Regions from separate parts of the Homo sapiens genome. Here all the other regions are linked to region 1. The links are chromatin contacts, found by Hi-C or POLR2A ChIA-PET in ENCODE. All regions are on one chromosome and are shown on one strand. The core of a region is the stretch at or near the end of the contact, and the rest is flanking DNA. Distances in the headings are between cores, read along the strand shown. Region 1 has its middle 41 kb from the start of LINC02615. Region 2 holds the start of LINC02615 (long intergenic non-protein coding RNA 2615). Region 3 has its middle 35 kb from the start of PGRMC2.

Region 1 (3,401 bases), core at 201-2,700:
ACCTTCCCAAGGATTGGCATTCAATTCAGAATCATCAGTTCCTATAAACTACAAGTATTTTACATGCACTGGAGATCACACCAGCTTCAGTTGTCATGTCCCAGGGTCTTTACTGTGCCAGAGGTGACGAGCAACCTCGTGTTGTCTAGTCATTTCAATGTACATGTCATAGCTCAGGCATGTCCCAACCCAAGGCAGCGTGGTGTCAGTGGAAGAAGCTAAGATTCAGGCAAGAGAAGGGCTGGTCCCTAAGGAGGAATGGAGGTTGGGGTGAGAGACCCCAGTCCAATGAGCAGTATTTGAAGTGGAAAAAGCACATTTGGGCTCACATCAGGAGTCATATCTCAGGGGATCCAGTGTCATGAACAAGTGAGGGACAACAGTTGGGCATAGGTAAAAGTTTACCTGCAACCAACCCCCAACCTACATGGCATTTCCAGTAGCTCCATCTCTATCTGAATCATCCACCTGGTATTCAAGTTCATGTAAGCCCTTAACTATCTCCACAGGGTTTGTAATTAGACTCCTCAATCTCAGCCCTGGAGCTCAACAGGCAGCACCCCCTTACACTACATGCCAGCTGTTGTCACGCATTGCAGCTTTTCTCCCAGGCTTCCATATTATGGCTTCATTACATATGGCCACAGGGTGAGGAAAGGGCATCTGACACATATATGAGCCCCACACTATGTGACCTTGGGCAAGTTACTTTTATAAACTTCAGTTTTCTTATCCAGAAAATGGGAGCAATAGAGTTCCTTCATCTTAGGGTTGTTATGGGGATTAAATGAGATAATGAATGCAAAGAATGCCTGCCACGTGGTAAGTACTCAATAAAAACAGGATGGTGGATGGATCTTCTTAACCCTGGCCACATGCCTGGAACCCAACCTACCACAGTGGTTCTCAACCAGGGGTGATTTTGCTGGTTGCATTAACTGAGAGGGGCTGTGGGGCTACTAACCTCTAGTGAGTAGGGGCCAGGGATGCCACTCACCATCCTACAATGCACAGTGCAGCCCCGCAATAAAGAATTATCTTGTCCAAAATGTCAACAGTGCCAAGGCTGAGAAACCCTGTCCTGCTAGTAGCTTCACTTGACTTCCTTCGGCCCATGCTGCTACTGTGTCCCCCACGTTGGAGTGGCTTTGGAGCCCTTCCCAGGACCGGCCCATCCCACTGTCTCCTGAGCTCCCATTTGTGAGACTGTTTGTCAAAAGGCCGCCAGGCTTTAGTGCCCTGACCTGAGTCCATAACAGCAGGAGACAGGCAGAATCACCAGGCCTCTCTGACCAGAGACAGGCAAGAAACTGCCTCCTGCAGGGCTGTGGCAAAGAGCCACGTGAAAACAGGCACAGCAGCCAGTGGAGCGTTCCACCCAAACTGGCTCCACACCAGGCCCAGACCATGAGTCACCACCACATGCTGCCGCCTCTCGCCACGACCTTTCTTTATCCCTTCATTAGCCATAAATCTTCAGGAGCAAAACAGCAGAGAACAGACTGGGAAGGCCCTGGCAGAATATCACACCAGGCAAATGCCCAAATCAAAATTCAGAGTTAAATGCCCGGGCCCTGGATGAATGCCAGTCACGGCAAAGCAAGGCTCCCCCGAGCCATCCCTGCAAACCAGGGAAGTGGACAAACGGAACCTCCACTCTTGCCATAATTTAAATCATGTGACAACACTGGGGCATCCTCTCCAAGAGAAGAAACAGATGTGTTTAGCAATACCCAGATGGCTGGAGACAAACTGAAGAACCTGTGCAATGTTTGCCTCTAATTCATGCTTGCACCAAAAGTCCCCGACTCCTCTAATGTCAAATGGAATTAATATTAAGTCTTTCATGCAGTGTTGTGAGAAACAATTGACACAAGTTATTAAGTGGTGCTTTGACTCAAAATAAAGCAAATTTGGCTTTTTTGTTTTCTGGTTGTTTGCTTCCTTTTTAGAAGCAAACCATAATGCTGGGGAAAAGCCTGGCAGAGGCAGCTCCTCCTACACGGAAACTTTACTCTGCCCAATCTCACTGGAATTGTCTTTTTCAAAGTGTAGTTTCTAAGCACCTGTGTTAGAAGTACCTAGAGAGCCAGAAAACAAGCAGATTCCTGGGCCCTACCAACAACCTACTGAATTGAAATGTTTGTGAATAAGGCTTTGGAAGGTGCCCTTTTAACAAGTTCCCCACTTGAGTTTTATACCCCCTAAAGTTTCAGAACCTTGTAACAGTGAATAAACCCTGGGACAGCCCAGCCACTGCCACTATTTCCAGCAGTAAGAAGACAGACTGGGTCCTTAGCTTGCTTCTTTCCTCTGCCAATGGTACCCCATCTTATGCAAGTGAAGCTTCTGGACAAGACAGGACAGACCCGGAATGACTCATCTGAGCTAAACTGTCCACCCTCACACTGATGTTTATAATACTGACAGCAGCAAATTGCCATTTGTCCTTCTTGGTTTTGTAATTTATGTCAACATTCTCAAAGTTAAAAGAGCCTGAGTGTTTCCCTTTCACAGCTGGATGCTGACGGCTCTGAGCAAACTCCCATCTCCATTGCTTGTTACCAGGGAACTCATGATAAACAAACAGATCTGACCTTAAATCAATCTCTCTTCCCCTCACTCCTCCCCTCACCCACAACAACTTTTTTGAGTATTTAATGTGTGCTCCAGACATTCACATACATTTTTCTTGCAAAAGGTCTTGTGAGGAATTAGCTCCATTTTACAGATGAGGGAACTGAGCCACTAAGAGGCCATGTAAGAAACAGAACTGATGCTCGACTAGGCTTTCTGACTCCAAACCCAATGCTCTTAACAGCTAAACTACACTGCCTCCTGCTGTCTCCAGGAAATGATAATTCAGTGTAGCCACCAATTGACTGTGGTTGTCTAACCTTTAAAATCTTCTAACCATACCATTAGCAAGCACAAACAAGCAGACCAAGTAAAGGAGGATTATTTTATGACTACTCGACCATCCAGTTTCATCAATTCATGAACTTCTGGGATAATACCAACAACTCACATTTGTTAAGCACTTACTGCTGCAAAGAATTCTTCCAAGTGCTGAAAGTACTCGTTTAATCCTCGCAACCACTCTTGGAGGTCAGTGCTACCATTGTTCTCTCTTCACAACTAGGAAGATGTAATACAGAAACGTTTGCTAAGGTATCTAAGGTCACACAGCTAATAAGTACCTAAGTTGGGAATATACCCAGGAAATAAGGCTGCAAAGCCATACTAGTCAAAGTTAGTTAAAGCCTTAACTAACCCACTTTACTGTGTATTCCAGAGTTAACACAATGACAGTGTCAACACATCTATGCAAACAATGAGGAGAGCGGGACACACTCTTCCTAGATCTTTCTGGTGCCTGAGGGAATTGACATTGTTTTGAA
Region 2 (3,582 bases), core at 632-3,131, 41 kb before region 1:
AAAGTGCCCAAATAGCCAAAGAAATCCTAAGGAAAAAGTATAAAGCTGGAGGTATCACACTACCTAACTTCAAATTTTACTACAAGGCCACAGTAACCAAAACAGTATGATACTGATACAAAAACAGACACATAGACCAATGGAACAGGTTAGAGAACTCCGAAATAAAGCCAGAAACCTACAACTGATAATCAACAAAGTCAATGAAAACAAGCAATGGGGAAAGGATGCCCTATTTTATAAATGGTGCTAGGATAACTGGCTGGCCATATGTAGAAAATGGAAACTGGACCCCTTCCTTACACCATATACACAAATTAAGATGGATTACATACTTAAATGTAAAACCTAAAACTATGAAAACCCTAGAAGAAAACCTAGCAAGTACCCTCTGGACATAGGCCCTGGCAAAAATTTCATGACAAAGACTTCAAAAGCAATTGCAACAAAAACAAATATTGACAAGTGGGATCTAATTAAACTAAAGAGCTTCTGCACAAAAAAGGGAATTATCAACAGAGTAAACAGACAACCTACAGAATGGGAGAAAATATTTGCAAACCATACACCAAAGGTCTACTATCCAGAATCTATAAGGAACTTAAATAAATTAACAAGCAAAAAACAAACAACCCCATTAAAAAATGGGCAAATGACGTGAACAGACATTTCTCCAAAGAAGACATACATGCAGCCAACAAGCCTATGAAAAAAAGCTCAATATCACTAATCATTACAGAAATGCAAATCAAAACCACAATGAGATACCATCTCACACCAGTCAGAATGGCTATTATTAGAAAGTCAAAAAATAACAGATGCTGGTGAGGTTGTGGAGCAAAGGGAATGCATACACACTGCTGTTGGGAACGTAAATTAGTTCAGCCACTGTGGAAAGCAGTCTGGAGATTTCTCAGAGAATTTAAGACAGAACTGCCAGCAATCCCATTACTGGGTATATACACAAAGGAACATAAATAATTTTCCCATAAAGACATGCATGCATATGTTGATCACAGCACTATTCACAATAGCAAAGACATGGAATCCACTTAGATGCCTATCAATGGTGGACTGGATAATGAGCATGTGGTACATATTATATACCACAGAATACTACGCAGCCATAAAAAACAGTGAAATCTTGTCCTTTTCAGCAACATGAATAGAGCTAGAGGCCAGTATCCTAAGCAATTTAATGCAAGAACAGAAAATAAATACTTCACGTTCTCACTTATAAGTGGAAGCTAAACATTGAGTACACATGGACAGAAAGAAGGAAACTAAATACCTGGGCCTACTTGAGGGTGGAGGGTGAGAGGAGGGTGAGGATTGAAAAACTACTTGTCAAGTACTATGCTTATTATCTGGGTGATGAAATAATCTGTACACCAAACCCCCATCACATATAGTTTACCCATGTAACAAACCTGCGCATGTACCCCTGAACCTAAAATAAAAGTTGGAAAGGAAAAAAAAAAAAAGAAGAGAATGCTAATGGATACGGGAATATGAAGCAGCCACTGTCCCCAGGGCTGGGATACAGTGCCCAGGGAAGGGTCCCCAGCCACTTCCCAATCCAGGGTTGAAATCCATACCTCACTGAAGAAGGAAGAATCCAAGTTCAGTGAATGGCAGAGATATCGCTGTGGTGTCATACTGACCAAACTTGCTGGAAACCTGCTCTCTGGAACTTGCTGGAAATTCCTGACACTTTTTAGGGTGTCAGGAAAGGCGTTCACAGGGAGATGTCACATTGGAGCATTCCACAAAGTCACCCAAGAAGAGGTGAAAGAGTACGCTGCTGGCCACTGGGTGCTGCTGGTTGCCAGCAGGACCCAGGTGCTGGAGAAACCACAGGCATTCCAGGAGCTTGCATATAAAAATGGTCAGACCAGGAAGCAAAGCCCGTTCCTCCTATCATGTCTCTCATGCACCCTCTACCGACAAAGATTAACATGGTGCCATCTGGCAAAGAAAAATATTTAAAGGGCCCATATCCATTTTCTCAGAGCATGCAATGAAGAGTGAATTTGTAGCTGTGAGGCAATAAATTGATACCCTATATGTCCTTCAAGACGAGAACATCACCTATTCTTTGCTGAGTTTGGTTCCAGAAAAGTTCAATGTTGTAATAATTATCTTCAACAAAAATGCATAGTTTGTTGGTGTAAATTCTTCCAAGAAGCATATAAAAGGGTGGTGAAAGGATTGTGGAGCTTTCCAGATCCAGAGACCCGCTATGAAGGATATCAGCTGCAGCCACGTGCCTCATGAGGATCAGCACAGAGTAAGAGAAGCCATGCTGATTTATCCTGCATCTGCTCCCATCCTCTGAGGACACCTTGCTGCCCATCAGATTTTACATTCTTGCCTAACTAATTTGAGAACATAATCTAAGCTTACTCTATGTGTATACTGTTGTCTCCTCCACCGAGCTATGTTCTACTGAAATGCTACAGCATGCCATGGAATGTTGTGCAACCATTACACATGTTATTTAAAAAGAGTTCATGATTAAATGGAAAAATGCTTGTGTTATAATTATAAGTGAAAAGGGTAGGATGCAATATTATAATATGTGAAACAAACAACACTACATAGAAATAAAGAGCAAAAAGAAATACCCCCAAATCAATCACTATCTTTAGGTGGAATCAGAGTAATTTTCTTCTTCTTCCTATTATTTTTCTGTAATTTATGTATTTACTATAGTGACCACGTACTGGTTATACCTTTGGGACAAAACAATCTATCTAACAATAACAACAACAACAATAAATATATATATATACTTTTAATTTATTTATTTACATTTATGTGTGTATCTTGAAGTCTTAAACTGAGCCAAGGTTTGGGAACCAGAATTTGACAGAGTTCCATATAGAGTATCTGAACCAGTTCTTTATAGTTTACACAAGCTAAGGCGACTGCGACCCAATAGCAGTTTGGCCAATTGAGATAGACAAATTGTCTACCCTAATGAGATAGAAAACGGCAATATATTTACCAAAAAAAATGAATTCCATTCCCTGAACTTTTAGAATTATTGAGATCTATACACATATTTGAGTAGGATATAAGAGAATATCAAATATAAAGAATTAATAAAACAAGCAGGAAATAAAATATTAGCAACTTTCTTCCTTATCAATGAGACAAGCCAATCTCCTTATAGTTTTAACAGCAGTTTGGGGGAACCGTCTAAACACTGCACTCTTAATTTAGGCACATATTTCCTGAAAACTTATATTTACATTTGCCAAAACAAAGCAGTAATTTCCCCCCAAACCATGGCTATTGCTAGAACCATGAACTTCTAAACTCAACCTCCATAATTCCTCTGCAGAAACTGGCAGCCACACCTCTCAATCCTATAATAACGTGTAAGAAAAAAAGAAACCACATAATATGAAAGATATTCAAATAGCAAATAGTAAGGATTATAAAATTACAGACTAAGTATCAGACTCTACACTATCTGTGGACTCTGTTTCCCAGCACATCGTTTTTTAGGAGCAGATGATCTAAACAGCCCAGCTGAATGAAACCTACTGGAAGGCAGTGGATGACCTCATGACA
Region 3 (3,540 bases), core at 521-3,020, 64 kb after region 1:
AAGTCCAGTCATCATGGTTGTATGAATTTCCTCTAGTAACATTAGTTTCTCAGGTGTAGTTACAGCATAGGAGGATAACTGGGTTTCACAAGGGGTGAGTTTTTTCAGATGTGTTCAGTGGAGAGAAAGGAAAACAAGAAAGTTCAGGTTTTCTGCAAGAATCTGGCTCAAGTGCCAGACCATGGAAGCTAGCTTAACAAGAAGATAAATAACAATATGAAAGTTAGGGAAATTAAAAAATAAAATCAGCAGGATCAATGGATTGAATGTCCCTATAGGGTCAAAGAACAGTTCCAAGGGAACTGGTAGGAGTGAGATAGAGACTCAAAATGTGATAATCAGACAGCAGGATAGTGATTGCTGTCCAGAGATTTTAAAGGCTATTGGTATTGACTGTTAATAATGTCTATGGTGTGGCTGTAAGAATGGCAGTGGCTGGTTGCAGTGGAGTGAAGATATTTGAAGTAGAGAAGTTCAAGAAATTGAGAGACCAGGGTACTGGGTGGATAATCTACAAGGACAGCAAAACCAACAGGATTGTAGGAATAATGGAGGAAATCAAATACAATAAACTAGATGATAAAGTCATCAAAGAATGATGAGAGACAGCAAGAGATTCTGAAAGATGACAACTATTAGAAGAGAGATTAGGTGGTAAAGTCTGAAGACATGAACTCAACAGACTTAGGGTTTTCAAAGTCAAAAGAAGGATAGATAGTTTGGAAGGATCAATAGGAAGAAAAAAGATACTTACTCTACCTACAGCCAAATAAAGGTTTACCAGAAAGGGGTCCCGATGCAGACCCCAAGAGAGGGTTCTTGGACCTTGTGCAAGAAGGAATCCAGGGTGAGTCCACAGAGTAAACTGAAGGCAAGTTCATGAGTGAAGTAAAGAAACAAAAGAATCGCTGCTCCATAGACAGAGCAGCCCCAAGGGCTACTGGTTGGCTATTTTTATGATTATTTCTTGATTATATGATAAACAAGGGGTAGATTATTCATGAGTTTTCTGGGAAAGGGGCAGACAATTCCCAGAATGGTTCCAAAAAGGGTTCCTCCCCTTTTTAGAATGTATAAGGTAACTTCCAGACGTTGCCATGGTATTGTAAACTGTCATGGCACTGGTGGGAGTGTCTTTTAGCATGCTAATGCATTCAGTTAGTGTATAATGAGCAGTGAGGATGGCCAGGTATCACTTTCACTGCCATCTTGGTTTTGGTGGGGTTTGGCTGGCTTCTTTATGGTGTCCTGTTTTGCCTGAATCTTGTGATACCAGTCCTGCTGACCTCCTATCTCATCTTGTGACTACAAATGCCTAACCTCCTGGGAATGTGGTCCAGTAGGTCTCAGCCTCATTTTATCCAGCCCCTGCTCATGATGGAGTCACTCTAGCTCGAACACCTCTGACAGAAAGACAAGACATCTTCCATTTGGGAGGAAACTGCTTCTAGGAAAGAAATTTCCTCAGGGAACAGCCAAGTTTCAGTTAGAGGAAGAAGGGGAAGCAAATGTTCAGAGAGCAGTTTTGGGATGTAGAAAAGTTTGGTAATGGAAAACCAAGAATTATAGAGGGCAGTGGAGGAGTCTGAGATTGCAGAGCAGCATAAACAAGATAGAGTGGGGAAGGTAAAAAGCAGTGTTGAGACAAGCGATAATGATCTAGGAGGTGTGGACTTCTAGCACTGAGGTTATTGGAATGTGGGGTATGTTGTGAGCTGTCCTGGAAGGCTAGAGGAAGCTGAGTAACCAGTGTTATCCAGAGTGTTTAGCCAAGAGGTGTGGGTCATTGTTTAGTCCCATATCTCACAGAGGCGTTTGGGCCTGGGGAATGGAAGAGGGCCTCCTAGAAAAACAGCTCATCATGGGTTGTAAGCTGTTCAATGAGCAGTGCTGGCTGGGGAGGAGTTCTCTCTAGAAGCACTACTTGCTGTTGGGACCTCCAGACCCTGGTCTCTCTTTTCATTGCAGTACTGTCACAGCCTGAGCATCAGTGGGGCCACAGGTCGCTTCACCAGGTGAGAGGTGCAGAAAGAAGAGCCATAGTGGGTCTCAGAGCAGAAAGTTTTGGGGCAACTGGAAAATGAGACCACATGAGGAGCTGGGGCCATTAGTCTCTCTCTCTGGAAAGAGAAAAGGAGTTTCATTGTTTTGTTTTGTTTTGTTTTTGTTTTTGTCATCTGGCATTACAGCCTTATCTTTAACCAAGTTTTCTTTGCTCCATTTTTCAAGTTTCACTACCCTGAATTTTGCCTCTTTCAACCCCAGAAAAGTCCTTTTCTTCCTTGACCACGATTTCAACAAATAATACAAGCTAGGTATGACTGAACTACCTTCACGCAACACTTTGAACAAACTCCAGTGATATTTGAGACTTCAGACAACTACTGCTCTCTTATCATCCTTTGCTGCCATTCCATCAAAACAAAACAAAGTAGACAAAGACATGACTCACAGATGACTGATTGAGGTTAGACATACAGATGGATAGATAGACAAATAGATAATAAATAAATGAGAGAAGGGAAGAGGAAGAGTGGGGAGGGGAGTGGTAAGGAGAGAAGAGGACAGATTTGGTCATCCCTTTGATGGCTGGTAAAATGTCTAGATATTCTTTGGAATAATTCAATTCTACAATCTTATCAAAAGGATAATCTTATTTAGAAACATAATCAGCAAAACTAAAACTAATTTCCCAATTCCCCAACTTCCACATCCAAAAAATTATTACAGCTCCCAGACAAATGCAGATTTGAATTAGGAAAGGCCTAAAGGGAGCATTAGAAGGCACACTGAAAACTGTCTTCCTAACCTCTCAATCAGAACTGATCTTAAAAACCCAAAGCTAGAAGAATCTGTTTGGAGGCAAAAATCAGAGCTCTAGTCCAAAGACCTGTTTAAATAGAAGCTAAATCCTGATCTTGCCTGGAAAATGAGGTTCTTACATCAGGGTTACTCTCATAACAATGAGGAGAAACTGGCATTGTCTCTCGAGGTAAGGCTCCATCGGTGGATTATGGCAGCTAAGGAAGGGAGTCAGGATCAGAGCTTCAAACACAACCAGCTAAGGAGCCCTCATTTAGAATTCCCATTGTGAGTTTACCCCCTGGGTGGCCCATAAGGCTTCCTCTACTTTCCCTTAAACACCACACACACACACACACACACACACACACACACACAACTATTCTGCACCTTTTGAAGCTAGTATGGCAGTTATCCAAGCAAAATGGAAAATTTTTTAAATTCTACAGCATTTCAAAGAATGTTAAATTACCCAAAAAAGTGAGAATTATTTCTCCAGGGCATAGAATTATTTATATAGCTACCATAACTTTTAAAACAATGTTGATGTATAATGACATTTGTTCCATTAAAAAAAAATCTCCCCTGGCCTTTTCAGGTTCATTGTTCCTTGATTAGTTGATCCAAACTAAGCATTCCAGACATTGTTGTACAATAGCTCCATTCTGTATTCCAAAATATTTATATGGTATGACACACTTGAGCTATGTTTGCCTATGGTAGTTAGGTTTAGAACCA

The links. A loop is a pair of places that touch in the nucleus more often than their neighbours do. ChIA-PET counts read pairs that join two places held with the same protein, here RNA polymerase II (POLR2A). Pooled maps may share reads with other maps.
Region 2: a map of heart left ventricle shows a loop between it and region 1 (5-fold over the local background). The contact joins the promoter of LINC02615 here to the enhancer-like site in region 1. A Hi-C loop is called at or near these places in 13 of 168 maps with a recorded cell type or tissue (Caco-2, Calu3, PC-3 and 9 more) and 12 of 50 pooled maps. POLR2A ChIA-PET finds 5 or more read pairs at or near these places in 5 of 52 experiments (AG04450, MCF 10A, PC-9 and 2 more).
Region 3: a loop to region 1 is called in a map of PC-9, with 8 times the contacts of the local background. The contact joins two enhancer-like sites. A Hi-C loop is called at or near these places in 3 of 168 maps with a recorded cell type or tissue (Caco-2, PC-9 and mammary epithelial cell) and 5 of 50 pooled maps. POLR2A ChIA-PET finds 5 or more read pairs at or near these places in 6 of 52 experiments (A549, BJ, H1 and 3 more).

Annotation. Positions count from the first base shown.
Region 1 is chr4:128,385,205-128,388,605 of GRCh38, reverse strand. No RefSeq gene overlaps it. Among named protein-coding and RNA genes, the nearest start is that of LINC02615, 41 kb to the left of the region's middle. RefSeq lists an enhancer at 1-936. Within about 2 kb of position 1,450, at least 27 of the 41 ENCODE cell types and tissues checked have a DNase peak (open chromatin) inside an H3K27ac peak, as active enhancers do; they include PC-3, PC-9, Panc1 and 4 more, where a contact is called at or near this core.
Region 2 is chr4:128,426,315-128,429,896 of GRCh38, reverse strand. It overlaps LINC02615 (long intergenic non-protein coding RNA 2615), which reads right to left and starts at 1,881. Exons shown (of 9, transcript NR_125882.1): 1 at 1,599-1,881.
Region 3 is chr4:128,321,406-128,324,945 of GRCh38, reverse strand. No RefSeq gene overlaps it. Among named protein-coding and RNA genes, the nearest start is that of PGRMC2, 35 kb to the right of the region's middle. RefSeq lists an enhancer at 2,773-3,335. Within about 2 kb of position 1,770, at least 5 of the 41 ENCODE cell types and tissues checked have a DNase peak (open chromatin) inside an H3K27ac peak, as active enhancers do; they include PC-9, where a contact is called at or near this core.